2 separate regions of the Mus musculus genome follow, and region 2 is linked to region 1. Evidence: chromatin loops called from intact Hi-C (ENCODE). Cell type or tissue: left cerebral cortex. All regions are shown on one strand. Links, peaks and the distances in the headings refer to the core of each region. The heading gives the core; the rest is flanking DNA.

What was found. A loop is a pair of places that touch in the nucleus more often than their neighbours do. Peaks named below come from ENCODE experiments on the same cell type or tissue, not always from the same donor. Only the 100,000 strongest peaks of a DNase experiment are listed, where the experiment ranks them.
Region 2: a loop joins it to region 1, with 4 times the contacts of the local background. A loop is called at or near these places in 11 of 42 quality-filtered maps.

The regions. Positions count from the first base shown.
Region 1 is chr6:90,554,432-90,570,790 of GRCm38, forward strand. It overlaps Aldh1l1 (aldehyde dehydrogenase 1 family, member L1), which reads left to right. Exons shown (of 23, transcript NM_027406.2): 2 at 2,771-2,920; 3 at 4,811-5,045; 4 at 5,395-5,560; 5 at 8,188-8,289; 6 at 8,934-9,023; 7 at 9,915-10,052; 8 at 12,208-12,333; 9 at 15,042-15,133; 10 at 15,362-15,509; 11 at 16,353-16,359. The coding sequence starts at 2,794. Among named protein-coding and RNA genes, the nearest start is that of Aldh1l1, 12 kb to the left of the region's middle. In left cerebral cortex, for the core only: a CTCF peak has its summit at 6,897 (motif pointing left); DNase peaks (open chromatin) are centred at 6,171, 6,862 and 10,419; H3K27ac peaks cover 456 bases.
Region 2 is chr6:89,670,213-89,686,571 of GRCm38, forward strand. Txnrd3 (thioredoxin reductase 3) reads left to right here. Exons shown (of 16, transcript NM_001178058.1): 13 at 1,959-2,066; 14 at 2,756-2,851; 15 at 3,849-3,983; 16 at 4,517-5,317. The coding sequence ends at 4,585. Among named protein-coding and RNA genes, the nearest start is that of Txnrd3, 34 kb to the left of the region's middle. In left cerebral cortex, for the core only: CTCF peaks have their summits at 9,355 (motif pointing right) and 10,160 (motif pointing right); DNase peaks (open chromatin) are centred at 9,360 and 10,161.

The DNA.
Region 1 (16,359 bases), core at 2,718-10,717:
GTTTTCTCCATTGGGGTTCCCTCCTCTTCAATGCTCTAGCTCTGTCAAATTGACATAAAAGTGTCTGGCGCAGAGTGGGTTCTAGAACCCATAGTTACAGTGAGGGGTGCCTTAGATCAAGCATGCTTTGGGGAACTGGAACGGTGGCTTACTGGTTAAGAGGGCTTGCTGCTCTTCCAGAGGACTTGCATTCTATTCCCAGCACTGAGGCAAGGCAGTTTACAACCTCCTGAGGCTCTAGCTCCAGGGACATCCGATGCCACCTTCTGGCCTCCACCAGCTTTTTTCTTTTTCTTTTTCTTTTCTTTTATTGGATATTTTCTTTATTTACATTTCAAATGTTATCCCCTTTGCCAGTCCCCCCCCAACCCCCTATCCCATCCTCCCTCCCCCTACTTCTATGAGGGTTGTTCCGCCACCCATCCACCCACTCCCACCTCCACGCCCTGGTATTCCCTGACACTGGGGCATCAAGCCTTCACAGGACCAAGGACTTCTCCTTCCACTGATGCCTGACAAGACCATCCTCTGCTACATATGCGGTTGGAGCCATGGGCCCCTCCATGTGTACTCTTTGGTTGGTGGTTTAGTACCTGGGAGCTGGGAGGGGGGATCTGATTGGTTGTTAGTGTTGTTTTTCCTATGGCATTGCAAACCCTTTTAGCTCCTTCAGTCCTTTAACTCCTCCATTGGGGACCCCATGTTCAGTCCGATGGTTGGCTGCAAACATCCGCCTCTGTATATGTCAGGCTCTGGCAGAGCCTCTCAGGAGACAGCCATATCAAGCTCATGTCAGCAAGAACTTCTTGGCATCCACAATAGTGTCTGTATTTGGTGACTGTATATGGGATGGATCTCCAGGTGGGGCAGTCTTTAGATGGCCTTTCCTTCAGTCTCTGCTCCACACTTTGTCTCCATATTTCCTCCATTGAGTATTTTGTCCCCCCTTCTAAGAAGGACTGAAGCATCCACATTTTGGTCTTCATTCTTCTTGAGTTTCATGTGGTCTGTGAATTGTATCTTGGGTATTCCCAGCTTCTGGGCATTATAATATCCATGTATCAGTGAGAGTATACCATGTGTGTTCTTTTGTGATTGGATTACCTTACTCAGGATGATATTTTCTAGTTCCATCCATTTTCCTAAGAATTTCATGAAGTCATTGTTTTTAATAGCTGAGCAGTACTACATTATGTAAATGTACCACATTTTCTGTATCTCTGTTGAAGGACATCTGGGTTCTTTCCAGCTTCTGGCTATTATAAATAAGGCTGCTATAAACATAGTGGAACTTGTTGTATGTTGGAGTGTCCTTGTTATATGTTGCAACATCTTATTAGCAGGTTTGAATCGAGTTGTTGCTCTTTTGACTGAGTTTTGAGGGTTGGCTTTTCAGGTCTCCCAGTTTTTGGATTCTCATCTTCTTTTCTTTTCTTTGTTTTTTTTTTCTTTTTTTTTCTTTTTCTTTTTCTTTTTTTTTCTAGACAGGGTTTCTCTATAGCTCTGGCTGTCCTGAAACTCACTCTGTAGACCAGGCTGGCCTCGAACTCAGAAATCCACCTGCCTCTGCCTCCCAAGTGCTGGGATTAAAGGCCTGCACCACCATGCCTGGCCTCATTTTATTTTCTTGATGTAGTCCTTTAAAAGTAGAAGTATTTAACTGAGTGAAGGACTTAACTCTTCTTTTCATGAGCCCTCCAGTTCTGTGCTTTGAAAGCTATTGATGATGCAAGGCTGCCCATGTCTCTCTTATTATCTTTGAGTGGCTTATAACCTCAGGTCTGTGATTTGTTTGGAGTTGATTTTTGTGGAGGTTGTGCAGCGTTTGAGCCAGCATGGCCATCTGTGACACAAACACCGAGCCCTGACAGCTCACATGTCCACAGGCTAGCGAGACGGCGGAGAAAGTAGGCATGAGGTTAAGTCTGAACGGCAGATGTGTGAGGTTGACCAAGGCAAACAAGATCGGTGCTCTGTGCTGAGAGAGCCCCTGGTGTTTGGTGAGCAACAGGCATTCCGGGTGCTCAGACAGCAGCAAGCTGTGCCTGTGGGAATTCGTGAGGCTGCTTCACACCCTTGTTTTCTGCGCCTCTGAGTGTGTGAAGTGCTCGCTGCTTTGGTCTTTTCCCTAAACCATGCATATGTGATAAATGGACAATTTAAGGAAAGATACCAGAGAGTACCTCGGGTTTTACAGGAAGGTACTGAACTTGGCAGCCATCCACACTGACTTCTCTTCATTCCAATGTCCCTCTCTTCAGCCTTACCCACTAGCACCCCTCCCAACTCAGTCACCCTGTGCTCTGGAGGCTGGTGTCAAGCAAAGCTCCTTGTTGTCTCTCTCATGACTTCTGGGCCTGGTGCAATAAGCCTGGTGTGACCTCAAGAGAAGTGTGGTGGCTTTCTCATTAACAGCAAGGGAACAAAGGCTTAAAGTGGTGTGGCCAAGGTCACAGATGGGTCACTTCCAGGGAATGTTCTAAAATGTCTCTGAGGACTTGCACCAGGTTTGTGACAATTTGCAGGGATCAGTGAAGAGAGCCCCCTAAAGCTACAGTCACTGTCTGATCCAACAGCTGTCATCAGTCTTCACATCCACAGATGTCTAGGGTACCCCTGTCCCCTTGCACAGTAGCAGTCTCCCCAAAGCAGCCTGCTGTTCATGGAGCCCCAGGGATGGCCAAGACAGGAGAAAGCACCCGCAGGAGCCCGCGCGGTTTCCTACGACTCCAGAGAGCCCTTTCTAACCCTCTGGCTGCTCCTTCAACAGGTGCCTTCCAACCTTCTGTTGCCATGAAGATTGCAGTAATCGGGCAGAGCCTGTTTGGCCAGGAGGTTTACTGCCAGCTAAGGAAGGAGGGCCATGAGGTGGTGGGTGTGTTCACCATCCCAGACAAGGATGGGAAAGCAGATCCCCTGGGTGAGTGAGCAGCTCAGGGGCAGGGAGGAGGGTGGGCTTGGTAGGTAAAGTCTGGGGTCTCACAGCACAGCCCTTGCAGAGGACACTTACACACCTTCCATCCTGAATCCACCCCGATGCCAAGTGGCTGCTGGACTGCCCTGGAATAAAGTGACTATGGGGTGGGATCTGTATCCTGACCAGTGGGCATAGAGAAGTCCATTTTGTCCCACATACCTCTCTTAACTTCTCTGACCCAAGCATCTAATCTCTGAAGACCTCCTAGGGGTGGCTCTTGGGGTTGTCATTCCGTTCATGTCACCATCTTTGGGGCTCTGTTAGCCCTGAGTGCTCAGTCCACCCAAAGGTTCCTGGCACACAGAGTGGATAGAGCTGAGAGGTTTCCCTTTTAGCATCTTCTGGGTGTCCCTACCTCACTGGGGAGAGCCCTACCTCAGTCCTGGACCCTTTCCTTGGAACTGGAGCCCAGCACCCAGGATGCTGGGGCTTCCATATGATGAACAGGGCCTTCTCAGGCCTGATGGAGGAGGACTGTGGGGTACAGCTTAAGGATGGGAGATTGAGAGTAGGAAAGTGACTTTGTGGGACCAGCCAGATCCAGGGCAGAGCAAGCAGCCACAGTCTGACCCCTGGACTCTGATGATGCCTGCCAGGTCTCAGCCTTGCACCTGACCACAGCATGATATACATGACCCCACTGTCTGAGCTCTACAAACAGATACTAACAGTGACCAGACAATGTCTGCTCCCAGTACCTGCCAGTACCAGCCCAGGCCCTGTTGGGACCACTGCTTGGCCTTGACCTTGGATGGCCTGCAGGAGTCTCACTGGCCCCAGTGAGGCTGCTTTGGAAGTGTAGTCCAACCTAGTCTCATCACAGCTGGTCACACTGTGAAGCTGAGATTTGTCCTGGTCGTTAGCTGGCTCTTTTCTCCTGTTTTATTTACCTCGGTACATAAGATGTCGTTATCCACATCCCAGGGATGTTAGCACCTTGGCAACACCCTCCTACTGATTCCAAACCTGGTGACATTGACTATGTAAATATTGCCCCTCATGACCACATCAGGTCATGGTGGCAGAGATGAGGACAGAGAGCAGGGTCAAGGGTGGACTGTACACAACAGGAGTGCTCTTAAGAGAATTGCTTAAGGATGTTCATAAGTACTGAAGAATGGTCAGCCAAAGAGAGCCCCTGACGGTCAGGGTTGTGCCTTCCAGAGGCCGCTGTTACCACCAACCTGAGGATAAGAGGGGATGGTGTTGTGCAGGAAATGGCCTATAAGGAGCCCTGCAGGCCGGGACTGGGCCTCCAGGCTGCAGGTGTGAGGAACAGAGTGTGTACATCGGGCGGGGCCAGGTCTGCATCCTGGGAGCAGGGATTAATTGGCTTCTCTGGGAAGGAACCCCTATAGCTAGGGTGAGGCATCTGACTAGGGTGGTGGACAGGATCCCACCGAAGGACCAAACTCTTTCCTCACCCTTATTGTCCTCCTCCCTCCCCCCCCCCCCACACACACTGGCCTCTTCACCTCCTCCTGGTACAGCTGACACCCAGAGGATGGAGAGGTAGGGAAAGGGAAGTAGAGATGTCAGGGGAAAGGAGGAAGACATAGTGTTGGGCATGGAGGGGCCTCTGGAAAGGGCTGTAAGGAGAACCTGTGAGATCTGAGCAAGGGAGGCATTCGGAGGCCTTAGGGCTTGCAGCAGGAAAGTCCCTGCCCAGTACTCACCCGCGGCTAGCCCCACCCACATCAGAACTTTGCTGGACAGTGGGAACTGTTCCGGAAGGGGACCAAGAATGGGCCCATAGCCACTTCTCTGGGTAGAGACAGCTGACAGTGTGTGGGTAGAACAGAGAGGAAGCTTGCTCACCTGCTCTCTCCACAGGCCTGGAGGCCGAGAAGGATGGCGTGCCCGTGTTTAAGTTCCCTCGGTGGCGGGCTCGAGGACAGGCTCTGCCCGAGGTCGTGGCCAAGTACCAGGCTCTGGGTGCAGAACTCAACGTGCTCCCCTTCTGCAGCCAGTTCATACCCATGGAGGTCATCAATGCCCCCCGGCATGGCTCCATCATCTACCATCCATCTCTGCTGCCCAGGCACCGAGGGGCCTCAGCCATCAACTGGTAAGATGGGCTCCACCCTCAATTTGCCTGGCATGTCACCCTCCCTCAACCTGAAACATCTCTCTGGGGCAGTCAAGTGCATGGTGCTGATGCCTACCCTGCCCTGCCGTGTGTCTCCCTGAACCACAGTAGGGGAGTGTTAAGTCAGCACGCTTGTCAGGTGGTGGTGCACACGCATGGTTGGAGATCATAAACGCTGTTTCTTTTCTTCCCTTTCTATAGGAGAAGGTGTCAGCCCCCTATGGGAGGAGGTAGACCCCTCCCAAGAGTGGCAGGGGCCAGGGACCAGCTCCCAGGGTATCCTCTGTGACACTTTCTATCAGACTGATACTTTCCTCGTATCTTCCAGGACCCTCATTCATGGAGATAAGAAAGGAGGCTTCACTATCTTCTGGGCTGATGACGGTCTGGACACTGGTGACCTTCTGCTGCAGAAGGAGTGTGACGTGCTTCCAGATGACACCGTGAGCACGCTGTACAACCGTTTCCTCTTCCCAGAGGGCATCAAAGGGATGGTAAGACTGAAGGCTGGCCACGCCTGCCCTCCCATCACATACCTGCCCTGACACAGTCTCTAGACTCTTGGCTCCATTGCCCTTCCTGATCGCCACTGGCCAGGCATACACACTCAATTTCAGGACTCGTGAAAGAGGGCACTCACTCTTTAGGACCTCAAAGGGATGGGATGATGAACGTGAAGGAACTGTGGGCAGAGTAGGCAGAGCCCAACTCAAGAGGGTGTTAGCCCAAAAGGCACTTTGGTTGGAGTCATTGACTAGACAAGTCCAGACACAGGGTGGGCCAGGTGTGGTTGAATCCAAAAGCCTCTAAGTCTTTGGATTCTCACGTCTCAATTTGGTCCTTTTTCTGTTTAGTTCATTTTATCCTCAGGTCAGATGTCCTGCATGACATGAAAGATCCTTGACTCCTATGTCTAAGCTTCCATGGGGTGAGAAACCCCATTTCTCCAAGATATATGGCTGAAAGATCAAGGAAGACTCTGATTGGACATTATGGGTCATGTGGTTATGCTGACTCAGTTGTTGGCCTGAGCAACAAGAATACTCTGACTTGTGGGGACTCTATAAACATCAGGGCCTGCAGAGTGTCGATCCAAGAGAAGCAAGAAGGAAATTGGGTTCAGTATGACTCAGTAGCCAGTGTTGGTTCACACTTCATGTTTATTTTAGGCACATTTAAGAACAGCACAATTTGGTGAAAAAAGACTTCCTGGTGATATTTAATTCAATCCTGTGTGTACAATAAAAGCTTAAGACATGACTACAGCGAAGCCCTGCTTTGTAAAGTACATGTGACACCTGTCATAAAGATGGGTTGTGTAGATTGAGTGAGGGAAAACAAGTTCATGATAAGGGTCTGGGGAAGGATGTGGTGTGGTCCCAGCCACATAGATAGCATAGCACAAATGTCACCAGGCTATTTACCATGTCCTTTCCCAGCCTTCTGGGCAGACAACCGGTTATTAAACATCTCTCCATCTAAAGGGACAACCCTGCATGGTTTTTGTTTGGTTGGTTTTTTTAGTTTTTAGAGGCAGGGTTTCTCTGTGTAGCTCTGGCTGTCCTGGAACTCACTCTTTAGAGTAGACTGGCCTCAAGCTCAAGAGATCCACTTGCTCTTGCTTCCTGAGTGCTGGGATTAAAGGTGAGCACTATAACTGCAGGCTAACCCTGCTTGTTTAACATTCCTCATTTCCCTAGTCCTTATCTCTGAACACAAGGACCTCTGCCTCCTACACTGATTGGCTGCTTCGGTGATATGCATCCTGCTGTGATCAATTGGGGAAGATAGCCACTTAATTGCAGTGGTGTTCCAGACTCTCCACTGGGCAGGGCTGTGGAAAGACAAGGAAGGACACAGTGCCCCCAGGAGGTCCTAGTGTGTATATTGTTCCTGTAGGGTAGGCTAGTGAGAGAGGACCAAAGCCCTTGATAATCAGGCCAGGATGTTTTACAGACAAAGAGCCTTGTCACATGGCAGTGAGCAAGGTGTCAGTCACCAGACCACTGCAAGCCCTGAGCCATCTGCCCCTCACCACAGTCTGTTTTCACATCAGCTGCCTTTTTGTCTTTAATGTTTTCACTGTGTGTTAAACAGTAGTGAGCAAAGCTGCCTTGTTGAATACTTAGCCTGAGATGAGAGGACTTCACATTCCACAGCAAATGACTCAGATGGCCATTAGAGACAGAGTATCCAAGGCAACCACTGGTCACATGTGTCTACTTAAATTAATTATAATTAATTTCCGTTCAGGAATTTGGGGATGGGAATCTAGCTCTGTAGTATAGTGATTACTTTGTATGTTTCATCTCCTGCATTATAACACACACACACACACACACACACACACACACACACCTACCTTTGAAGTCCCCAGGAGCTGGCAATTGTACAGGATTGTACAAACACAGCCCATGTTTATCACTATAGTGTATTTCAACAGGCAACCCTCCCTGCATTACAGTTCTGATGCCCTATTTTTTTCTTTAATTTTTTTCTATTTATTTATTTTACATGTGTGAGCATTTGCCTGCTTGTATATATGTGCACCATGGATATTAGAAGAGGGCATCAGATCCCATAGAAGTAGAGTTATAGGAGGTTGTATGCTGTCATGTGAGTGCTGGGAATGGAACCCAGGTCTTCTCACAAGAACACCCAGTGCCCTTAACTACCGAGCCACCTCCCCAGCCCCATGGCATTCTATTTCTTGTCAACAATAGCTCCTTTGGGTCCTCCTCAGGATGGGTTACAGCCTCCTTTTCACTCCTTGATTCAGACCCCAGAGAAGTTACTTTACTACAGATGTCGAAGCCCACATCAGGGCTTGAGAGCTATTCTCCTTCAAGAAGGTTCCAGACAGCAACCCATAGGCTTGTGTGTCTGTTATCCCCAGTGGGGTCTGGTTGTTTCCTCCCCTAGAGATCTAGAGCATCTATAATCTAAGAGGATGTGTTGCTGATGGTCTGTGTGCCATTCCACTCTCCCCAAATCCTGTCACCCATACCCTGTGTCCCTGTGTCCATGCTGTAGGCTTCTCAGGTGCCTGCAGGGTGAGGACCAGGACTGGATGTGGGTGGGACGCTGATGCTGGGGAAGCTGACTGGAGTCTCCTTTGCAGGTTCAGGCTGTGCGACTGATTGCAGAGGGCACAGCCCCACGCCGTCCCCAGCCTGAGGAAGGAGCCACCTATGAGGGCATTCAGAAAAAGGAGACAGCCATGGTGAGTACCAAACCCAGCTACCCAGCATCACCCGTGTCTGGAGTGCAGAAGTGGCTCAGGGAAGCAAGGTTCCACTGATGCTATAGGAACAGCAGTGGAAGGCAGGGTTCCAGCACAGCATCGAAACGTGGAGGGACAAGGTCCCTTCAGGCATCATGTTTTTCCTGTTTCTCTTTAAGTAGAAGAAGCATCACTCCAGGGAGGAAGAATAAGTAGGGCTATGGCGTATATCAGCCTTGGAGCTGGAAGCTCCAGGACACTGAGAGGTTTCTTGGAGCAGCAGTGGGTTGTCCTATGGCTGCCTCTTCTTGGGACTGGTTATCTCTGTATGGAGGTCTGCATGAGCCCTGTATACATAAAGATACAGTAGTGGGGCTCTACAGGATGGGCCAAAGCACTCTTCCTGGGACTCTGTGGGACCTCAGCCACCTTGACAACAGTACAGTAGCCTCTTCCTAAAGCCATTCTACAGGCTGTGCAGGGAGAGAACTCAGGTCACAGCCCCAAACCAGGGCACCCTGCTCTGCACTCAGACACATGTCTAGGAGGAAGCCCAGGTTCTACCTGCAAGATTAGGCCCACTGTGCAGCAGTCTTCAGGAATGAGAGAAGCTAGCTGAGGAGACAACATCTTGGATCCTACAGATCAACTGGGACCAGCCAGCAGAGGCCATTCACAACTGGATCCGTGGGAATGACAAGGTGCCAGGTGCCTGGACAGAGGCTTGTGGGCAGGTAGGTTCCCATGAGGTTGGTGTCCAGCAGAAGATCTGTGTGCCCCCACCCTGCAACCTTGAAAACCACCCGCCAGGTTTAAAATGTTTGATAAATTCTAGAGCTCCTATTCTACCTTCTCCCAAATGCCCCCTACTCCAGGACTAGGAGACCCTGTACCATTCAGAGCTAAAAGTGAGATGTCTGCTGCCACTGGTAGCCCCGGAAACCTACTGAAACCTGGGATCCTGTTGAATTTGCTTAGCTTGAGCCTCACCCCATGTTCTCAGATGCAGTAGGCCCAGCTCTGACCTTGCCCCAGGAGAGGGGCAACTTACTTTGAGCTGAAACTGAGCAGTAGCTGACTTAGGATAGAGAGATGCAAGTCTTATGTACCTCTCAAAGTCTGCCCAGTGTCCATACAGACTGCTGTCTAGTTCCCTGACCCCCCCCCCCCCCCAGCTCACTGCAAGCGGACTATGCAGAGGACCCTTCACTTTCTGCACTGACACACAACCCTTTATTGTGGCTGCTTCATCTGCAGCAGTGGCCAGCAGCAGCCAAGGGTCTGTGGCTTTGTGGCATACCCTGAGAAAACTTTCCTGGGGGTCTGTGTCCCTGAGAAAGTGCAAAGGTCTCAAGGATGCCCGAGGCTTGAGGCATCCAGGTCCTCAGATCTTCTGGATAGCATCTGTGCTCCCAAAGACTGGGTCTAGGTCCGCCTCAGCCTCGTGTGTAGATTACAGCTCTTCCAGGTCTCTCCTGTTCCCCCTGAAGGCTGGTCTCAGGCACACTCACCCTAGGGTCACATCAGCCCCCATGCCACTTGGCCCTCTCAGCCCTGTGGAGCTTCAGCTGGGCTGCAGATAGCAGGGACTCATCGGCTGTCTCTTGGCTTCTCTCCCGCCATAGAAGCTGACGTTTTTCAACTCGACACTCAACACTTCAGGACTGGTGGCTCAGGGAGAAGCTCTACCCATCCCAGGAGCCCATCGTCCAGGCCTAGTCACCAAAGCGGGACTCATCCTCTTTGGGAATGATGATAGAATGGTAAGCACACTGTGAGTCACCGGCCTGGATCATAGGTTCAAAGTTACCCACGCTGCTGTCCTTGGGCTCAAAGCCTACAGGAAGACCCCAGGCTGCCCTTGAAGAGACAGAAAGAACCGAGTGTAAAGGGAGAAGCTGCCACAGGAGCACAGTTTCCCTCTCTCTGAATGGGGTGGCTGCTGAGCTCTGGTAGTTATTACTGGACTTTGCATATCGGAATAGCTGCTGAATTGAATGGAGTGTACTTAGGCACCAACCGCTATTTAAAAACCACGAACAGGCATCCCACTTCATTCTCCAGACAACCCTAGGAGTTAATTATAGATATTGTTTGCATATTTCAGAGGAGCAAATCAAAATGAAAAGACTTACCAAGTTTACCCAAGGTTTCTCAAGCTAGTCAGTGCCAGAGCTGGGCTTCGGACCCTAAATCCTGGCCCTGAGACTGCCGTGGCCCTGAGACTCCACTCTGGGAATTTTCTCACAGGTGTGGTGAGAGGCAAGTCTCCAACACTTTGCATCCTTGACTGTGTGAGTGTGGCTAAGGTGGGGAGGGTGGAGAGTTGTGCAGTCTGACAAGGTTCTCTCCTGTATTCTCATGCCGTTGTATTATGAGAGGCCAAGGCTGTCTATCAGCTGCCATTTAACAGTGGGTGGGCACTTAGGTATGTATAACGCATGTGTGCAGACTGAAGTTATCTGTCTGTTATTGAGATCCTATAAATAGCATCTGAGAGGGAAATTCTCCCACAGATGATTATTCAGGAGCACCCTAAGGGGGAAAAAAATCCCATGTGGCTATGAGGGCAGAGCAAAGCCACGAGGTAAGGAGTGGGTTTGTCTGATCCAGGTGTCTCTGAGGATCCATTGACTTTGCCTCTGCCCTGAACATGTGCTCACGGGTCAGCATCTGCTGTTCTTGTCCTTGGAATAGTGTGGAGCCCTTGGCCTCTCTGGTCACAGATGCTTTCGCATCAGGTGCAGTGAGGATGGGACTGTGCAGTAGGCTGTCGGTGGCCAGCTCCTGGCAGCAGCTGGAGGCTGGTGTTAGCATTCAGGAGGGGTAGGTTCCCCAAGGCCCTGGCTGTCTCTGCCCCTGCAACCATCCAAACAACAGAGCACAGAAGCCTTCGGGAAACATGACTCAGGCTTGTCTGCTGGGTCTAGCTGGCCTTCTGCTTGCTGACAGTTCTAGAATATCTTCAAAGGCAACTGCGTTGCTCTAGACACTGTGTTTGACCCTGGTTGTGACTCTGGAATATTCTTATATCTACCTCAGATTGCCAGATTTTGTAATGTATTTGATGAGTTACTTGAACTCTGTTTGTTCATACACAATTGTCTAATACATGTTAGAAGGTTGGACAGAGGAAAGATAAGATAAATGAGTTTGGATGAGCTGGCAGCAGGCTGGCTTGCCGTCACTGAGAAGGGTGACTCTGCCTGCACTGCACACTTAACACAAGCTCCGCAGAGCTGGAGCCAGGCTCTGCCAGGAGTGCTGTCCTCGAGGGTGCAGACCAGGACTGGACTCTCCTTGTATCCTTTCCTCTCTCCACCTGTATCTCAGGCAGCCGTTTGTCCTCCAGATGTTGCCACCGGCTTCTGGGAATGATCCCATGACTAACGCTGCATTGTTGACTCAGCTGACTTTCACTGTAGTGCTGCAAGCATTTTTTTTTTTTCTGATGAGAAGCTGTCGCTGTCCTTTTAGTAGAAATAACATCGTTATTCAACAAAAGAAAGCACTTGGCTTGTGGCACTCAGTGGTAAGGGCCTGCTTGACATGAGGGAGGCCCTAGCTCTCTCTCTCTCTCTCTCTCTCTCTCTCTCTCTCTCTCTCACACACACACACACACACACACACATGAACATATGCAGTGCACACATATACACACTCATGCACCCTGCACACACAGAGTCTAGAAAGCAAGCAGCAAGCCCAGAGTGGCAGGTGATGGACAATTAGGATCAAGGACAGACATGCATTGTACGGTTTCTTCCGTATGCCTAGGACAGTGTGTCTCAGTTCTGTCATCTCCTGTGGCTCTGAGGGTTGGAGGCTATCTTGGCTCTGAGGGTTGGAGGGAAATTGCGAATTCCCTGCTCAGCTGCCCATCCTGTTCTGGTCCTATTGAAGTTCTCCCTTTTGCAGTTGCTGGTGAAGAATATCCAGCTGGAAGATGGCAAGATGATGCCAGCCTCCCAGTTCTTCAAGGGGTCTGCTAGCAGTGCCCTGGAGCTGACCGAGGAGGAGCTGGCCACAGCAGAGGCCGTGCGGGTAAGACACACCTTCAGTGGTGCCACACAGCTGGGCAGATTGTACCCTGTACATGTGTCTAATGTGTTCACATTCCCTGGAGTTGGGGATGCACTGGCCTTAATCAGCATTGCCTCTGTCCCGAGTTGGCACTTTCTGATGTCTTTGGTCCCTTCTTCCTTTGTACCTGGGCCCCTGGGATTTGGATCAACTGAATCTGGCTTTTCTAGGGACTCACTCCAAACAGTTAACAAATGAAATTTAGCTTTGGAATAGTTAAAGGTGGGGCCTTAACCCTGTCACCTGTGATGCGTGTGTGTCTGGAACTCACACAGTAACATCCAGACGGTGACCAGCAAAGCTTCAGAGACAGGATCCCTTCTAGCTCCTTCCCTACACAGTCTGTCATTCCCACTTCACCCCCTCCCAGTAAGCACACCAGAGAGGGGAAGGGAGGCGAGAACAACCTCAGGTGGCAAGTAAGTGCAACAGAAACAGACTTCTCTAGGAGACAGACTTTAGAGAGCAACTCGTTTTTATTGGGGGGTGGGGAGGTGGGGAATAAAGGCTTGTTAAACTTTATGGGTGAGTAAGTTATATGGGGTATGTATACAGCATTACCAGGGTGCCAGGGTGCTGGGGATGCCTCGTTTGCATATGGAGGGTGCAGTGCTACTGGACATGGCCTTAACCTGGCTTAACTATGAGACTTCCTCTGCTGTCAGCAAAGGTGGGGGTGCAGGACTACATGTGCCTGGGACATGCAGGCCTGAGTCAGGGGACGGAGTAGTCCAACTTCCTACCGCTCTCAAACATGACTCGACTCCACTCCTGCTCAGGACTGGCTCTCCCCCACAATGGTCTACAGGTAGCTTCCTCCTCTGGTGATATAGCCTGAAGCTGGGTCAGCAGCCACTTCCCAGGATCTGTTCCTGGCCCCTCCCACTCTGTCTCCCTGTGGTACTGAGCCTTGCTGAGCAGATGACACTGAAGGGTTTCAGCTTAGTCATCCATCCAGACAGGGGCTCAAGGACAACTGCTCCTCTGCCTGAGAGGACTCTATCCAGATAAACCCATCTGAGAGGCCAGCCATGTAAGTTGAATCTTCACTGAGTGCACAGGTCTTAGCAGCATGCATAGTAGAGGGTGTTGGTGTGCCCATGAGGCTGCCCTGGGGCTGTAGCTTGCCCTACCCTAGGCATCAGGAGCAGACTCCACCATACAGGTAGTCTGGAGAAAACTCCCAATGCAGAATTCCACGTGGACTTTACAGCACATGAAGAATCCATGTGTGTCCCTTACTTAACAAGTACCACCCTCATACCATGTGAAAAGAGAGTGGTAAGTCCTCACAAGCTAAGGGACTTGGGGACACTTGCTGAGCTCCTCCTGATTGCCAGACAGTGGGTGGGAGTGGTGGGTGAAGCTGCTGTCCATGTAGAGCTCCTATCGGTGCAGACAGTAAGATAGCTTTGGAAGACATTCTGTACAGAACAGGGCCTGTGAGACGAGGCCTCAGAGATGGGGTCAGTGTTGGAGGGAAGCTGAGAGCTGGCTACAGAGAAAAGATCTGGATAAACCTTAGCCCAGAGGACTATGTGTGTAAGGACATTGCAGGTGCAAGAACACCACAGGTGCAGGGACAGCACAGGTGCAGGGACAGCACAGATGCGGGAACTGCACAGGTGCAGGGATAGCACAGGTGCAGGGACAGCACAGGTGCAGGGACAGCACAGGTGCAGGGACAGCACAGGTGCAGGGACACCAAAGTGCAGGGACAGCCCTGTTTGAAAAGGTCACCTCTGCCATGATCTGAAGCTGAATGGAGGTGGGTCACAGCTGGGACCAGTGTTATAACACTGAAGAGTAAGACTCTACAAGAGACAGTCATGAGGTGCCACGTGGTCCAGGATAGCAGAGAGCAAGCATCTTCCCTAGGAAAGCTGGGCACTTTAAATGTCTGGGAGAGAAAGGAGGAGGAAAGGGAGGAAGGAGGGAAGAAGAGAGAGGAGGAAGGAAGAAAGAAGGGAGAGGAGGGAGGGAACAGCTCCACATTTGCTAGATTTAACCCCCTCCCTCCAAATAAAGAAATTTTCAGGATATTCTTGGAGCAGCCGCTGTGGCTGTAACCCTGCTTCTGAGCCTGTTCAGGGTCACTGGACCAGCTGGACCAGCAGGCTCTTAGCCAAAGATGCTTGCTTACAATGGCTGCTGTGGAGTCCTGTGCAGCAGGGTGGAAGTTGTCCCAGTGGATGTTACGACTGGGTAGTTCAGTCTGGCATCTGTTAGGGACAGCCTTCCTACCATAACCACTGGGGGTGCCGGCCGATGTGCTCTCCTCACTTGCCCAGTAGGCCAGCAGCTTGTTCTGCTGTACTTCAGAGGGTGCAGGTCAGAGGAGTGCTAGCCAGCTAGTTTCTCAGAGCAGACAAGTCCATGAGGCCTTCACCATCATTCCATGCTGCCATGTGAGTCCTGTGCTGGGAACACTGGAACCCTGACAGCCCCACCAAAGCCAGGAGTGAGCCTTTCTGATACCCAGCCATTTTCCATTGCCTTCACTGTACTGGAGACCAGCAACCTAGTGTCACAGAGGCCAGAGCTGTGCCCCTCTCTGGGTCTTAGAGACAGTGCCTTGAAGACCACAGGAGCTGGAACCCACATCCAGCCATGAGAACGGCACCCTACTTCTCCCAGCAGCTCTGTCTCTCATGGCCTTTGTTTTCCAGAGCTCTTGGATGCGAATTCTGCCCAATGTCCCAGAGGTAGAAGACTCTACAGATTTCTTCAAGTCAGGAGCTGCATCCGTAGATGTTGTGAGGTGAGTCCAGGGACAAGGGAGTCTCTTCCAAGTATCTACTATGGCCCCACTGAAGCCACTGTTGGTTGTATTTGTGTATCATTCATGAGATCAGAAAGGGCCCTCCATCAGATATAGAAGCTAGGCCTAAATGTCTGCCCCCAAACTGGCCTTTCATCCCGGAAGAGCTGCTGATGCCTGGCTGTCATTGCTAACCCTTGGCTCTCTGTTCTTCTTCTCTCCTTGCAGGCTGGTGGAGGAGGTGAAGGAGCTGTGTGACGGGCTGGAGTTAGAAAATGAGGATGTTTACATGGCCACCACCTTCGGGGACTTCATCCAGCTCCTAGTGAGGAAGTTGAGAGGGGAGGACGGCGAGAGCGAGTGTGTCATTAACTACGTGAGTGCTGCCCTGTGACACCACCGGGCACCTGAGCACCCGGAAGCCAGGAGCCTGGCCCTCACCCTCCAGTTTCACCAGTCCCAGATAACATCTCCCACAGGAGACATTGCTGCCCGGTGCACAGAGTATGGGAAAGTCGTTTCAAATCTCTAGAGGGGCTAGAGAGGAGGGCTTCTGTTCCCAGTGAGGAGGGCAGACGACTCTGTGTGTTCAGCTTGTGCAAGGGGAGGTGCCCCAGTGACTATAAATACATTTATGAGAAAGTTCCTGAACAGTTCCCCTTAGGGGCAGCCGGCTAGTCTACCATCCACAGTGGAGGGGGTTCTGGGTACTTTGTCCACCTCATGTTTTGGAACAAAACTGGGAAAGTACAGGTGGCCAGGGTGGACTCCAGGTGACCCATAGAATAGTGAAAAGAGCCAGTGAACAGACTTCAGGACAGGCTGGTGTTCCTGGGACTCCTGGGTTCAGGGTGAAGAAGTTCATGTAGGAGTGGCAGGCAACATGTCTGAGGGTAAAAGGACCTTGCTGCCCATAGCAAGATACCACCAAGAATCCCCCCACCTAGCCCTGTGTCTCCTAAGAATCTAGCAGACCTGGGACTCCAGCCCTGGCACTCTGCCGAGCTGGTGTACTTTGACCCTCCTTACCGTAACTCAGAGGCCCCACTGTCTAGGTCAGTTCCTGGAACCCCGGCCTTTGTGTGGCTATACATCCGTCTGTGCGTCTCTGAGCATGTCACATTCATCTGTGAGTCTCTGGACGTGCATGATATCACATGCATGGTGTCACAGATGCCTGTGCGTGAGGGACCCCCTGTAACTACGCCTTCTTCCCCAGGTGGAAA
Region 2 (16,359 bases), core at 5,361-13,360, 880 kb before region 1:
GTGCATACATTGTTTCTCTCTCTCTCTCTCTCTCTCTCTCTCTCTCTTTCTCTGTGTGTGTGTGTCTGTGGTGTGTGCGTGTTTGTGCATGTGTGTGTTTGGAGCTGAAGTCTGGGTCTCATGGAAAATCAAGTAAATTATTTACCACAGAGCTTCATCTCCAGCCCTGAGACATAGTATCTTGACAGAAATTAGGATATCAAAATTAGTACAAATAGCACTCATTGACTCATTTTCTAAATAAATATTCTTAGAAATAATTTTCAGTTGAGTTACTTACTACTGATTAAATAGTTGATAAAACTTGTGTTTTTTGCGTCTTTGGGCTGTCTTGTGATAGTGAAATCACCTTGGATTTAGCCCTAGGACTTACCAGACAGGTGGGGGCTGAGTCCCACAGGTCTCAGACAGTCCACATATAACAGTCCAAAAGTATAGTTATATGCCAGAGTGCTGCAACCCAGATGCTCCAGGGCAGAAAAAGATGCCTGAATTATCCAACGGGCTGGAAACAAGCTTCCTAAGTGGTCTGCTGCAGCTCTCAGTGGAGAGTGTGTCCTGATCAGGCTGCGAGCATTTCGCACTGCCTGCCTGGTCAACCCCATTCACATGCAATTTCACTTCCATCTTTTGCAAGATGACAGCTATGAACAGCGTGGTTTCCTGTCTTGGTATTCCTTAGTGAGACATTTGGGATCTGGGTGATTCCACTGAGGAAGCAATGGACTTTTCTAGGAGTTGTATCATCAGATAAGAGCTCAAGGTTTGTGGGAATAATAGTGTCCTCAAGAGTCTCACCTTGCTCTGTGAGGAACACACTGCTCTGTCAGTAGTCCTGGGGACCTGTGGCAGGGCTGGCAGATGCAAGGTGGTGCCTCTGCTTGTGTGATGCACATCCCCACAGTGTACATGGCACTTAGGGTGTCTGTAAGGGCAGTGGTTGTAATGGGTGGACAAGTGGAAGGAGGCTGGTGCCCAGAAATCCTCCTGTGTGCCATGGCGGGTGGGGGGACTCTGCTCCCCAGCTGCATTTAGGAAGACAGCTGGTGGCTCCTGCAGGAACCTCTGCCGAGGCGCTCAGGTCTCTGAGTTGTGCCGCTCAGCTTGCTCCTCTCCTCGAAATAACTCTAGTAAATACACTTCTCTTTTCTGAGTTCTTGAAGTGGTAGACGTCAGTCTAATTTGCTCTAGCTTCTGGTGCTTGTGCTGCTTAAACACAAAGATGTTTCCCTTCTGATTAGTGCAGGGCCTTCCCGAGAACTCAGCAGAAGTTCAGCTAAGTGGGGGGATAGGACAGGGGCTAAACACTTGCCAACACGTGTAAGGACCAGAGTTGGAACCCCTTAAAACACATGTGTGGTGGCCCACCTGTAATTCCAGTCTTGGAGAGCAGAGATGGGATCCCCAGAGCAAGCTGGCCAACAAGACGAGTTGTATCAGGCACATCTGGGATTGACTAAGAGAGTCTGTCTCAGTTGATAGGGTGGAAGAGTGATGGAGGAAGATTCCTGATGCGAACCTCAGGCCTCCACGTGCATGCATATCCCCATGTGCGTGTGTGTGTGTGTGTGTGTGTGTGTGTGTGTGTGCTCACATGCTTATAGCCCTTGGAGAAGAACCAGGTTTTTTTTAAGTCCTAACACCTACATAGTGACTCATAACTGTCTGTAACTCCAGTTCCAGGGCATCCAATACCCCTTTCAGTCCTCTGTAGGCACTAGACACACAGGTGGAATACAAACATGCATTCAGGGAAACACCACACACATGAAATGAAATAATAAATACATTTCGGGCATGCTCTCTTACATGCTCACCAGCAAATTTAGGCTTCTCCAGTCTTCTATAACCGCCAAGTCCCTTTTGATCTGACATAGCCCCAGCTGCCTTTTACGAATCCATATTGTAGAAACTTGCCGGGAAGCAGGTCACAGAAGTCTGGTGTGTTTCTCTTCTAGTGTGATTATATTAACATCCCAACAACGGTGTTCACACCTCTGGAATATGGCTGTTGTGGACTGTCGGAAGAGAAAGCCATCGAAATGTATAAAAAAGAGAATCTGGAAGTAAGACCATATGTCCTTTATAATCAGCTGTCTGTCCTTGAAGCCACTTTTTATGTGGTAACTTTGCAAGTCTGTGTTGTGCTGATGTTAGAGAAGTCATCTGCCTACTTGGGAGAGTTCTAAGTGAATCTAAACTCTGTCTCACTGGCAAAGTGAGAGGAAGAATAGAGCTATGGCGCAGGGGAGGTCGGGTACGCGAGTTAAGACCTTGGGGATTCAGGTCTGAAAGGCTCTGCCCCATGGATAATGACTCAGACGAGCCTCCCCAGAGACATGGCTATCCAAGGAGGGTGGAAGCTGGGGTCAGTAGCACGGGTGTGGTGCTCAGGAGGCGGGACAGCTCTGTGCCTGCTGATCTGCTAGGTTTGGGGTGAATGTGACACTAGGCAGGGGTCTCAGTAGTCACCTTCTCAGCCCACGCAGGCGCCAGCAACACTCTAAATGCTTGAAAATGGAGTTTAGCCGACAGGAGGCTGTTTGTATTTCTGACTAATGGCTGCACAAAGCAAAAGCGACAAGTTGGCATTTTGGGAGCCTGGCTCTAATGCAGCCATCAGTGTGTTCCAGCTGGGACCCTGGGCTTCCAATGCTACACAAGCTGTTGCTGCCTGTCATCTTAGGAGGCTAAGAGCGTATCAAGGAGTAGGTTTTGTACGATGCTAATCTCAAGCTTTTCCCTTCTGGTCTAGGTGTATCACACCTTGTTTTGGCCTCTCGAGTGGACAGTTGCTGGCAGAGACAACAACACCTGTTATGCAAAGATAATCTGCAACAAATTCGACAACGTATGTAGATGCTGTGCTCTCCAGTCTGCTCCATTTTCTCTGAGGCTTGGGCCCAGAGCCTATTTGTGCAAAGTCCACCCTCTGCCCTGCGTTGCGCCTCCAGCCTGACCCCCTAAGATTTTAAAATACAGCTTGGATTCTTGCCAGTTGGGTTTAATGGCATTTTAAAAGATGGCAGTCAGGGCAGGAGCGAGCTCTCAGCTGTTTGCAGAGGCTGGCACAGGAGCAGGTTCTCAGCTCAGCTGCACCTGTTAGGACGCAGGAGGAGCTGCTGCCCAGAGCCCATGGTTTCACACGGATGGTCTACAACTGTGGCTCCTGACACTTTGGCTACCATCCAGCACTGTGTGCAGTGCTCTGTGTACAGTGCACGTCTGTGTGTGTTTCTTCAGTGGTATGGCGCATATGGAGTGCTGAGGGGAGGCCCTCAGAGAGAAGTTCCAGGGCACTAGGCAGGGATGTCTCATGCACCTGGCTCTGTCCCCTCTGTCCCTGCCTCTGTGTTCACGGTGGATCAGAATGGAGGCCAGGATCCAGCCACAGCCTGTGGCCCCCATGACCCTGACACCCACTGCGTGTTGCCTTGCTGACGGCCTCCACCAGCCATTCCTGAGCTCTACTGAGTGTCAGGAGCAGGCACCTGCTCACGGAGCCCACAAATCCTCCTCCTAAGATCACAGCCCCTGGGATCACACCAGTGTAGGGCCTTATTTCATATGTGCCATGTTTGTGTGGCCCTGTCTCAGTGGAATTCAGAAGTCACACCCACCCATGAGCTCCATCACCGGTAGGTAGGCAAATTGAGTGTGCTAGTAAATTTGAGTGTGAGTTCTTACCACACATTTACCGAGTCCTTTGACAGATCCTTTGAGAGGCTGTTCACTGCTCAGTTCCTTTCCTGTGGGTGATCTTATATATTTTAGCTGTGAATGACAGGGAGTAGACTTTCATTCTGATCTTTAGCTTATGGGAATTCTGTGTTCTGTCTCTATTAAAGGAACGTGTGGTGGGATTTCACCTTCTGGGGCCAAATGCTGGTGAAATCACGCAGGGATTTGCAGCTGCAATGAAATGTGGGCTCACGAAGCAGCTACTGGATGATACCATTGGAATCCACCCCACCTGTGGTGAGGTAAGGAACAGGAGGGTATGTCTGTGTGTATCCATGTGTCTCTCTCTCTGTGTGTGTGTGTGTGTGTGTGTGTATATGTGTGCGCGTGCACGTGCAGGCCGAGGGCACAGCCTTGCGTGTCATTCCTTAGGTACTGTCTACCTCTTTTGGAGACAGGGTGTCACACTGACCTGAAGCTTGCCGATAGCCTAAGCTTGCTGGCCAGCAAGTCCCAGGATGTACCTATCTCCGTCTCCATGACATGGAGATTTTATAAGCATGTACCTGCACATTCAACATGGCTTTCAGGGCTTGAACTTGGGTCCTCACATTGCCAGCTCTTTACCCAGTTAGAGTCTCCCCAGCCCACAGTGAGGTACAACGGCTTTAACTAGCCTAGCTTCAAAACAATTTTGAAATGCAACATCAGAGATTTTTGATTCTAGTATGTTCTATATTAGCAACCTAACTCAATGTGTTCTCTCAGTGCAGCTGGAGCACGTCCTTGTTAAAGCAGCAGTAACGTTGCCATCTCTTGTTTTCTTTGCAAACAGGTATTCACAACATTGGAAATCACAAAGTCCTCAGGGCTGGACATTACTCAGAAAGGCTGCTGAGGCTAGCCCTGCTGCTGTTGGGTTTCCCTGTCACACTCTCACTCTGTGCCCATGACATCTGCTTGGGCACTGGGGACCAGTGCCGGACTTTCTCCTGGCATAGAGACGAGAAGGCGGCAGAGGACCAGCAGCAGCAGCAGCATCTGGAGTCTCAGCTGACGGCATGCAGCAGCCAGGCTGCTTCCTTGACACCTTGGCTCGGAACCTGCAGAGGTGAGCCAAGGCCGACTTCTGCACGTCAGCCTCGACTTCACCCCACGAGGCCTTAGATGGCACAGTGAGCCCACCTCCCTTTCCCAGTTGCTAGTGCTTTGACCCCTCACTTTGTTTCCATGAAGAGATTATCTTTCAGTTGTGGACTTGACTGTAAAGAGGCTTGTTGCCCAGAGTGTAGCACTTATGGATCTGTGGTGTTTGGGGAGCCAGGTTAGAGCAATTGGCTGCACTGGCCTCCCACTAATATAACCTGCTGTCAGAAGCCTGACTCAAGCCTCACTCCTTGCATAGCTCCTGAGGGGAGAACCGTGGAGCCATTCTCCTCCCAGCCTCTAGTCTAACGGAGCATCACAAAGAAGAGAAAAAAAATGTCCTTGTATTGCTATTGGTTTTCCATGTTTATCTTAAGGGTACTATTAAAAAAGATTTTACTACAATTTGTGTGATCTAATTCGTTAAACATGATTTGTTAAGTCATGATCCATTGAAAACTATTACACTAAAATTAAAAAAAAATGCCTGTATTTTTTTTTTTTTCTGAAGCAGAGTCTTACTTGGTGTTAAAATAAGGCTCTCCTGGAACTCAAAATCCTCCTGCCTCAGCCTCCTAAAGGCTGGGATTGCAGGCATGCACCACCATAGCAGTGGCCCTTCTTCTTTATACATCCGTTATCTTGGGTAGTCTGAGCTGACTGGCACCACATGTGATAGGGAAATCATACTTCACAACTGATGTCTAACCAGTTCTCCAAGCACTGCCTGAACTATCAACCAAATGACAGGCCTGACCAGGTAAGAAGATGTGTAGAGGTCAAAGGAAAGAGGTCTGTTTCTAGTTAGTGTGACTAGACATAGGCTAGATGGAGAGAGAAAAGAGGGGCAGACGTGTGTATGTGGGGGAGGGGGAGGGGGAGGGAGCAGGGTCTGTGTAGAGGGGTCTGACTGTCCTGACTCATGACGCCTGTACCCCAGTGCCAGGGACAGACTGCACTCAGGTGTCATTGTATCTAGAATGGCCCACGTAGGAATTAGCTTCTGGGACTGCTGGCTGTTCTCTCACGTATTGGAAGCACTGCTGCGGGATGCTGTGGGTATCAGGTCACTTGGACCCAAGGCCACCAGGATCCCTTACCTGTGATCACTTCTGTCCAATTCAAAGGTGGTGCATGGCTGCTACCCTTTGGGAATGGTGAGTTCAGAATGCTTACCAAATGTGTTCTCAGGAAGGGATTTAATCCTGGAACACACAGTGGTGCTTTTGCAGTTGCTGGCTAGGTGTTGTACACTTCTGTCTGGTCACTGCAGTGTCAGAGAGGCCATGCAGCCAGTTGTGTGAAGAGTAAGCATATTGGATGCACCCCCTCGAGGCAAACACTGACTAGTGCATAGCTGGTCGTCTTTTTTATTGACTTTATGTATGTGAGTATTTTGTTCATGTATGTCTGTGCACCATATGCATGTCTGGTACCTGTAGAGGCCAGAAGAGGGCACTGGATCTCTTGTGGCTGGAGTTAAACAGTTGTGAGCCACAATGGGGTACTGGGAACAGAACTCTGGTCCTCTGGAAGAGCAGCCAATGTTCTTAACCACTGAACCATCTCCTTATCTCCCAAACTGTATTCTTAGAGCATACAGAGCTTCTGGGACTCACGCTTTCCTGTTTAACATCTAGGGAATTAAGCAATTGCCCATTTATAGAGTAAGTGAGAAAAACAACCAACCAGTTCATCTTGGTGTGAGCTCATTCAGATTTCCATCTGGCTTTCCCGGGTGGGGACCTAGTCCTTGGCTTTCATCGGTCTGTGGAGGTCTATGTTTATCTTCATTTCTGAAGGACATTTGCTGAATAGGGGAATCCAGCTTGACTTGTGTTTCCTATCAGCACTGTAAAGGTTAAGTTCCGGGTCGTCTTGTCCTTTATCATTGTGAATGCATCATGCCACTTTGTTGAGTTCCTTCTATGTGCCTTTTCGCATCACTACATAGCTATACTTAAGACATCAGCTGGAGCTCCCCCTTGCTCAGAAAGGAAGGGCCTTGTCCCAGGGCTTCCAGTGGCTACCTGAATCCACAGATGGGACCAGACCTCATCCTGTGCACACACAGAGGGCCTTTCTCATCCCAAGCAGGCTTCTGTCTTATCACATCTGCTCTGTGGTTGGTATGAGAGCACTGCGCCTTCTTCACAGCTCTGTGGGTAGAGGATTCATTCTTTCAGGTCACCACAGCCAACCTGGCACTCAGCACTTTTCTTTCCTTATTAGTAATGATCTCTCTGGAGGAAGCTGCTCTGGGCAAGTGACTCTCCAGGGCCACTGCAGTAGTAAGCCAGGTGCAACTAAGAACAAGCAGCCAATCTGATTAGTGGGAAGGAGGAATCTACTGTGGATACTCAGCATGAAGGAAGGTTCCATATCCCTGGATGGGGGAGGGGGAGAGGGACCATGGGGTGGGGTGGGAGTCTGCTCAGATGAACTGTATATCTCTGGTCTTCTATTTAATGTTTTCAGACTGCAGTTGGTGGGCAACTGAAACCTGGGCAAGCAGGGCGTCACACGGGGACTTATGGTGGATGTTTCTTCATTCTTAGCCTTTCTGGGCTTTACTGAGCTTCTAGGATCCATGACTTGATGTCTTAATGGGAAAATTCTCAGTCATATCTTCCTCAAATATGTTATATATTTTCTGCTTGTAGACTAACAGTGTGGATGCACTGGAATTAATTTTGTGTACCTCAGATTCCTCTTGTTCCCACCTTGACTTGGCCCCAGGGACCCCCCCCCCAATTGTATCCTGTCCCATCCCATCTGCTGCTAAAGGCCTTGCACAGATTTCCCTGGTGTTGCATTGTATGTGTAGATTGGGTTTTCGCTGGTAGAACTGCCATGGCTCTTATATTTTATCTTTCTCTTCAGATTCCCCATATATTTTCATATAGCATCCACCTTTCAGGCCATATGGCATGTTTAAAGTCCTCTGTTTCTCAGAGCTTGGTCGTTCCTGTCTGGCTTTTACTGAATGTTATTCAGTAAACCATGTGGTTGCTGGGAATTGAACTCGGAACCTATAGAAGAGTAGTCAGTGCTCTTAATCATTGAACCATCTCTCCATCCCCTGTGTCCCTTTCTAAGGAGTAATCAGAGGCCACCCTGGTGACCATTTCAGGACCCAAGCTATCTCATCTAGTAAAGGAACATGGGATTTGTATTTTTTTAATAATAGAAGAAAAATTAGGTCATACTAATCTCTATTTAAATTTTAATTGTGTTCATTATACATTCTAATTGCATTTGTTTATTTGTTTTTGTTCACTTATCGTGGAAATGACTTATATCTTCCCACTATGTGGATTCTGGAGATTGAGCTCTGTTCCAGCCACATCCTCTGCTCTCCTTCTGTTTAGTGCCCACCAGGGTCTCCTTGGTATTGGAACTGTTTGTGATAAACGATGAAAGTCAGGAAGGCATCTATATTAAAGGACGAGGGGCAAGGGGTGGCTCTGGCCTGTGTTCTGCCAGCAACAAAGCAGGGCCTCCTACTGTTCCAGTTGACATCTGAAAATAACGAGGGCCCTGATGGCTAAGGAGTCAGTTATGTCTGGGCCTTACTCAGTTGCTGAGGCCATGGGCTGAATCTGCCTCCGTCTCCCTGTTCTCAAGGCCTTGTGTGGGTTGGTTCTCCCTCTGCCAGAGAAGCTCTGCCAGGAGCAGGGTGCATGAGTTACGAATTAGTGCCCGTGTCTAGCTTGCCCTGTCATTGTCCACTTCCACCCCCATAGGCTTGGAGGAAACTGGCTCTCACCACAGGCCCCTGGAGAAAGAGAGCCAGGGTGGAACCAGGATCTGTAAGGGCCTCACTGGGCCCTTACCCACAGAGATATGTCATCCTATGTGGTGTGAAAGCCATGCATTCAGGACTGTCACATGAGGTGAACATTGGCTAACACATCATTTCAATGTACTTAATTTGAAGGGTGTCAGGCCAACCTAGATGTTTTTAAAGATGGACAGCTGTCATAGTGAATCAGTTTCTCCCAGCTTCCAGCCACACAGTCTGGCTGGATTTGACGCTTATCAATGCGTGTGAGTTTCCTCTTTAACACACCCACAGGCTCCAGATTAGACTTTTAACGTCCCAAGATGTCCCAGGCAACCCCCCTTCCCCTAATGAAGCCTTGGGCTTGGTGGGATGGAAGTGATAATTACCCAAGGTTATCTAGGCAGAACCCAACTCAGCCAGAAGAAGACTATAAAGCTAAAAACTGGGCAGAATGAAGGGAGTTACGTTCTGCATGCTCATGTAGGGTGCAGCCCCATTGGATGTCACTGGTTAGACGCTCCTTACCTCTGTTCCAGGAGAGAAGCAAGAGCAAGCCTGCCTAAGCAGACCACCACCCCAGCACAGATGAGCCCGGGAAAGTTCAGGTTCTGTGACTTCTAGGCTGCCTCATCCTCTCATGGTCACCATTTCAAAGGGTCCAGCATCCCTAAATGAGGTCTAGACTTCGCAGGAGCCTGAAGACCTGAGCCTGCTGGCTCCTCCTGCGGATTCCCCTTTGTACCACACGGTGGCACCAGAGAGCAGCGTATATTCTGTAGGGCCAAGGAAGAAACCCAAGGGCCTGCAAAGGACATGGGGAATGCAGCTTCTAGAAGAGACACCATCAATCTCGATGACATTTTACAACCCCTAGTCTCTGCCCATTTCCTCCTCAGGGAGGCCTATCGTCACTCTGCCTCGCCTCCTGTGCTTTCCCTGACATTGTCTGTGGTGAAGTGTGTCTCTCCTTCATCCATTCCTTTACCCAGGTCAGGGCTCCTAGCAGCTCTGGGTACTTTTCAGAAAAAACAAACAAACAAACAAACAAACAAACAAACACACACACACACACACACAAACCAACCCAAAACCTTCCCCTGTAATCTGTGTTTTCCTAAAATCACATACACAACCAAATACGAGCGGGAAACTACAACAACCTATTTAGGGGACCTGGCAAAAGAAGAGCATTGGACACGAATTTCTAGATCAATGATAGCACCACAAGGCAGCTGTGGATCCCACAGCCTTACTTTTCAGCTGCACAGGCAGCCTTCAACTCACAATGGAAGCGTGACAGCATCTTAGCCTTCACAGCGACTTAAGAAGGTTACAACCACAGAATTCCAGTGAACAGGAAAAGAGAGGCGAATCACTTTGCCAAGACCACAGAAATAATCAATAGCGGAGTCCGAATTTGAGGCCCTAGAGCCTGGTTCACTGAGCCCATGGGAGTTTGGGGGGTGTGGTCAGCTGCTGCAGACTCCTCACCTTTTATTCACAAGGGTTATTGCTGCGCCAGGACTGAGGTGGCCGTCCCTCCTTGCTCCAGCAGGTGGCGACAAAGCACCGACTCAAATGTGCTCCTGACCTGGTAGTAAACTTGGTTTGGCTGAAAACATAACCTGCACTTGGTCATGGGAGATGTCTTTCTTGGACTCAAATAAAAGTTGCAAATGGGAGAGTGACTGGGCTAGCAACGAATCTGCCAACATTATGTCTGCAGCCAGTCCCAAGAATAGCTGATCTCATGTGGTTTGGGATCTTAGGGTGGACCAGATTCAATTTCCTCCTGAGAACTCTAGGCCTGGAAGTTACTAGCAGCAGAGCACACTCAACAAGTTCACACACGCACTTATAGAAAGAACTTGACGATAGCAGTGATTTTTAACAGCTCAAAGTCCTGTACCATGGGTGGAAAGGGCTTGTGTGCAGACACACACACACACACACACACACACACGACTTTCATTAGCACCGGTTTTATAATATTCCTAGACTTTAGTATTTTGTTTTTATTTTCACTTTTATCATGGAATTTAAACTTTCCTCTTTATTCTTTCCCGACTCTGGGTCACTTTGCCTGGGTCCACTCTTAACCCTGGGTCACTTTGCCTGGGTCCACTCTTAACCCTGGGTCACTTTGCCTGGGTCCACCCGTCTCTTCTTTTTCCTCTATGTGCAGTGCAGGGCAGCACTGCACTCCACTCTCACTAGGCTCCCCTGTCCTGCAGCAGATTCTCAGCTTTTCCTTACCTTTAAATATCCTGACAGCAGTGGCTAGTGCTGGGGTGATGTGTGTGTGTGTGTGTGTGTGTGTGCATTTGTGTATCTAGACTGTTGCCGTCATTTTCAACCCCAATAAGCCCATATAGAAAACACACAATTCAGTTATATTTATAAGCTATAAGCCTACATTAGGCAGATCTAACACGACACTAACTTATTCTCCAGCTATGAGACCCTTTGCACCTACTTGTATTTTTTTTTGGGGGGGGGGTTGGTTTTTTCGAGACAGTGTTTCTCTGTATAGCCCTGGCTGACCTGCAACTCACTCTGTAGATCAGGCTGGCCTCGAACTCAGAAATCCGCCTGCCTCTGCCTCCCAAGTGCTGGGATTAAAGGCGTGCGCCACCACACCCGGCTATGAGACCCTTTGCTACTTGCAGTTCTCCTGGCCAGGTGGCTCTGCTCCATCTTGGCTTCCCCCTCTTTGTCCTCTCTCCTTCCTTGTCCTCCTCCTCCTTCTACCTGCCCCAAGACCCCCTGTCCCAGCTTTCCTTCCACTGCCCAATCATAGCCTCTAGCCTTTATTTGACCAGTTAAAATGGGGAAAAGGTTCACCTAAGATCACTTGAGTACATGATCAGCTGCTTGTCAGGGAGCAGCCTCTCTTGAGGAAGCAGAATTAACATCAGAATACAAACAGCATCAGGGCTACTCACAACGTATTCCCCCCTTTTGTCCAATAAAAATGCTGTTTTCTCTCAGATATAAATTGAACATAACCCTAACAATTTTGTAAATTATAAAATATGACATACACTTAACATCCAGCCCTTCATATTTGTCAATTTAGATAAAGTACTCTATCATCTCTCCTAACTTAAGATGTTTATAGTTCTGTGCCTCAATTATGTTGATTTTAACTTGTATTCCCATCTGAAATCTATCCTTACAAATCTAGATTATCTTCCTTAGTGCTAAACCACTTAAGTTTGATATAAGACTATAACTAGTCTTCCATCCCATCAGAGATCTGAGAAGAAATTAAATATTACCTGAAGATGTAGGAGGCGCAAAGGTACAACTTCCAAAACTACACAGTTTGTGGTGACAGGTGACTTCCTGGACAGTCCCCTAATTTCTTACAACGTTGGAGCATCTATCTTCAGCCATCTGGCACAGAAACATCTGACAGACCTTTAATGAAACAGGAATTATGAAGAACTAGCTTACCCTGTCTTGGCAGAACTAGGCAGTTGACTATGCCACATCTGTTTGTCCTGTTTTGGACAGTATTTTTGTCTGCAGATGAATTAGGGCAATTCTTGCCCAGGGCTACCTTGCCAAGATGGAAACAACTCAGCCTGGAGGCAATGATGCTCAATATCTTCCTTGAAGTGGGATGGGGACACTCTCAGGATCACACCTGTCTCATAGTCAAATGATCTTCAGTGATGAAATAATATTAAGTTCTATATTCTGTGGATCTCTGAAACTTCTGAAGACTATCTAAATGTAATTGTCAAACATTCATTATGCTTAGCTATTCACTATTTGAATACTATTTGAAAACACTTGTTGTAGTTAATTAGAATCTAATATGACCATAAGTTTCACTATCTAACTATTAACTTACATTACTTAGTCATTGTCTTAGTCAGGGTTTCTATTCCTGCACAAACATCATGACCAAGAAGCAAGTTGGGTTTTATTCAGCTTACACTTCCATACTGCTGTCCATCACCGAGGAAGTCAGGACTGGAACTCAAGCAGGTCAGAAAGCAGGAGCTGATGCAGAGGCCATGGGGGGATGTTTTTTACTGGCTTGCCTCCCCTGGCTTGCTCAGCCTGCTCTCTTATAGAACCAAGACTACCAGCCCAGAGATGGCACCACCCACAAGGGGACCTCCCCTCTTGATCACTAATTGAGAACATGCCTTACAGCTGGATCTCGTGGAGGCATTTCCTCAACTGAAGCTCCTTTCTCTGTGATAACTCCAGCCTGTGTCAAGTTGACACAAAATTAGCCAGTACAGTCATCCTAAACAGTTTGTAATAGCAGCTATTAAAGAGACTGAGTCTAAGCCTTTGCATTCTTTTTATTTTTTTTTAAAGATTTCTTTATTTATTGTATGTAAGTACACTGTAGCTGTCTTCAGACACTCCAGAAGAGGGTGTCACATCTCATTACAGATGGTTGTGAGAAACCATGTGGTTGCTGGGATTTGAACTCAGGACCTATGGAAGAGCAGTCAGTGCTCTTAACTGATGAGCCACTTCTGCAGCTCCCAGCCTTTGTATTCTTATATGAGTTGCATAGGCATAATGCCTATCTACGAGCAATAATATTAATTTAAAATTTTGTATTAATATACAAAATTTTATACCAATGAAAACCTTAAACCAGTATTAATACATACAAATTCTTTACCAATGTAAGAAATTAAAACTTCCAATTTGCATCAAGTATAAAAGTTTCTACCAATGTAAGATTATGGCTATACAATGCTTTGTTTAGGAGTAAATTTAATATCCTATCTCTATTTCTCTAATTTCTATAATATTATTATATCCCCCACTTTCCTTTACAACTCCCTCTCCTTTATCTAAGAAGGAAGCACAGAGAAGAGGAAAGGTAGAAATCCCTGAATCTAAGTTCTCTTGTTTCCTCTTCCTGTCCAAAGTTACAACATTTGCACAATATCCCTCAAAATGACAACATATCTATAATTTATAAAATAGCCAGAACCATCCACTCCAACCTAAGGGATTATAAAAAAGCTCTTCTCCCAGATACAAATTGAACAAAACCATAACTATTAAGCAAACTACACAGTATGAGGTACAAATGACATCTAGTCCATCAATTTGTCAATTTAGATAAAGTAGTCTACCATATTTCCTAAATGAAAGAATTGACTCTATCATTGGATTATGTTTAGAATTTTAGCCTGTAATATCACTAGAAACCTATGTTATCTACTATATAAACTTTCTCTATCTTATGCAACTTGAGTTTGATTATGAGACTAAAACTAGTCTTTATCCCTATCAGAAATCCGAGAGTGACTAAATATTAACTGAAAATATAGGAAGCACAAGGCATAGCTTATGAAACTTGACCAATTTATAAAGATGGTTGATTACCTGGACAGTCCTCCATTTTTCAGAATCCAAGAGCTTCTGTCTTAGGCCTTCTGGTCAAGGATCATCTATCTGACATACTTATTATGCAAAAAGTTGAAGGGCCACTGATCCTGTCTCAGCAAAGCTAATAGTCAACTATACGGCAAAAATTGTCCTTCTCTGGACAGTATTGTCTGTAGATGACCTGTGTCAGCTAGGTGGCAGCCTTGCCACAATAATCAAGCCCAACTGGAGGTAATGATGCTCAATATCTTTTTTGAATTGTGATGGGGGGAGGTACTGTCAGGAGCAGACATGTCTCATAGTCAAATGATTTTTTAATAATGAAATGGCTTTAACTGTTTTATGATTGGTTATTATTAAAATTGGCTCATAAAAAGACACCTGTCTTTCACATGCTCAAACAAGGAGCAGAATTTCATCCTTAACTAGTGTGCACCCTACACAGAATAACACAATCCATACAGATATTTTAATGGTACTTGTCTTAGGGTTTTACTGCTGTGAACAGGCACCATGACCAAAGCATCTCTTATAAGGACAACATTTAATTGGGGATGGTTTATAGGTTCAGAGAATATCTTTTATCATCATCAAGACAGGAACATGACAGCATCCAGGCAGGCATGGTGGAGGAGGAGCTCAGAGTTCTACAGCTTCATCTGAAGGCTGCTAGCAGAATGCTGACTCCCAGGCAGCCAGGACAAGGATATTAAATCCCACACGAACAAAGCCACACCTACTCCAAAAAAGCCACGCCTCCCAACAGTGCCATACCCTGGGCTGAGCATATACAAACCATCACAGTACTTAAATTCTCTTTTGAGATTTGTATATTACAGAGTGTACAGCTTTGGTCAGATTCGTCCTCAGACATGCTGAATTGACGTGTTTGGACTCCTGGTGTCATGGATTCCATGATACCAGGAGTCAAAATCATCTTGCCTCATTCAACCTTTCAGACAGATCCAGTCAGAACTTCAGTCAAGCCCTGAGCTTTCTAGGCATCAGAGACTGAATAACAGTTGCTAGCTTGACTTTCTTAAGGCCTAACCAAATCTAATTTTCCTACCCTTCCCCTCCCCTTTAAAGATATTTCAGCTTCCAAACGCTGACACCATTGCATACACTAGCAAGATTTTGCTGAAAGGACCCAGATATAGCTGTCTCTTGTGAGACTATGCCGGGGCCTAGCAAACACAGAAGTGGGTGATCACAGTCAGCTATTGGATGGGTCACACGGCCCCCAATGGAGGAGCTAGAGAAAGTACCCAAGGAGCTAAAGGGAACTGCAACCCTATAGGTAGAACAACATTATGAACTAACCAGTACCCCGGAGCTCTTGACTCTAGCTGCATATGTATCAAAAGATGGCCTAGTCGGCCATCACTGCAAAGAGAGGCCCATTGGACTTGCAAACTTTATATGCCCCAGTACAGGGGAACCCCAGGGCCAAAAAGGGGGAGTGGGTGGGTAGGGGATTGGGGGGGTGGGTATGGGGAGCTTTTGGGATAGCATTGAAAATGTAAACGAGGAAAATACCTAATAATAAAAAAAAAAGAGAAAAGTGAAAAAAAAAAAGATATTTCAGTTTACCAAACTCTGTAAAATGAAACACATCCATTTGCCAAACTTCATTTCTTTGGGTACCTTTAGGATTACTTCCTGTAGGTAATGGAATTTGGTTATATAATGAGCAAGTATGACATTGCGTCACAATTTACTTGGCTTGTTGTCAAATGGCAAAAAATTATTTCTTTAAATCCTTGCTGTTAACATGGTGTTTTTTATGTTTAGCAATTGAATATTAATTAATTAATTAATTAATTTTCAGAATGATATTCTTTTTTATTAGATATTTTCTTTATTTACATTTCAAATGCTATCCCGAAAGTTCCCTATGCCCACCCTTCCTGCCCTGCTCCCCTACTTACCCACTCCCACTTCTTGGCCCTGGCATTCTCCTGTACTGGGGCATATAAAGTTTGCAATACCAAGGGGCATCTCTTTCCAGTGATGGCCAACTAGGCCATCTTCTGCTACATATGCAGCTAGAGACACGAGCTCTGGGGGTACTGGTTAGTTCATATTGTTGTTCCACCTATAGGGTTGCAGATCCCCTCAGCTCCTTGGGTACTTTCTTTAGCTTCTCCATTGGATGCCCTGTGTTCCGTCTTATAAATGACTGTGAGCACCCACTTCTGTATTTGCCAGGCATTGGCATAACCTCATACTAGACAGCTATATCAAAGTCCCTTCAGCAAAATCTTGCTGGCATATGCAATAGTGTCTGGGTTTGTGGCTGATTATGGGATGGATCCCTGGGTGGGATAGTCTTAGATAGTCCATCCTTTTGTCTTAGCTCCAAACTT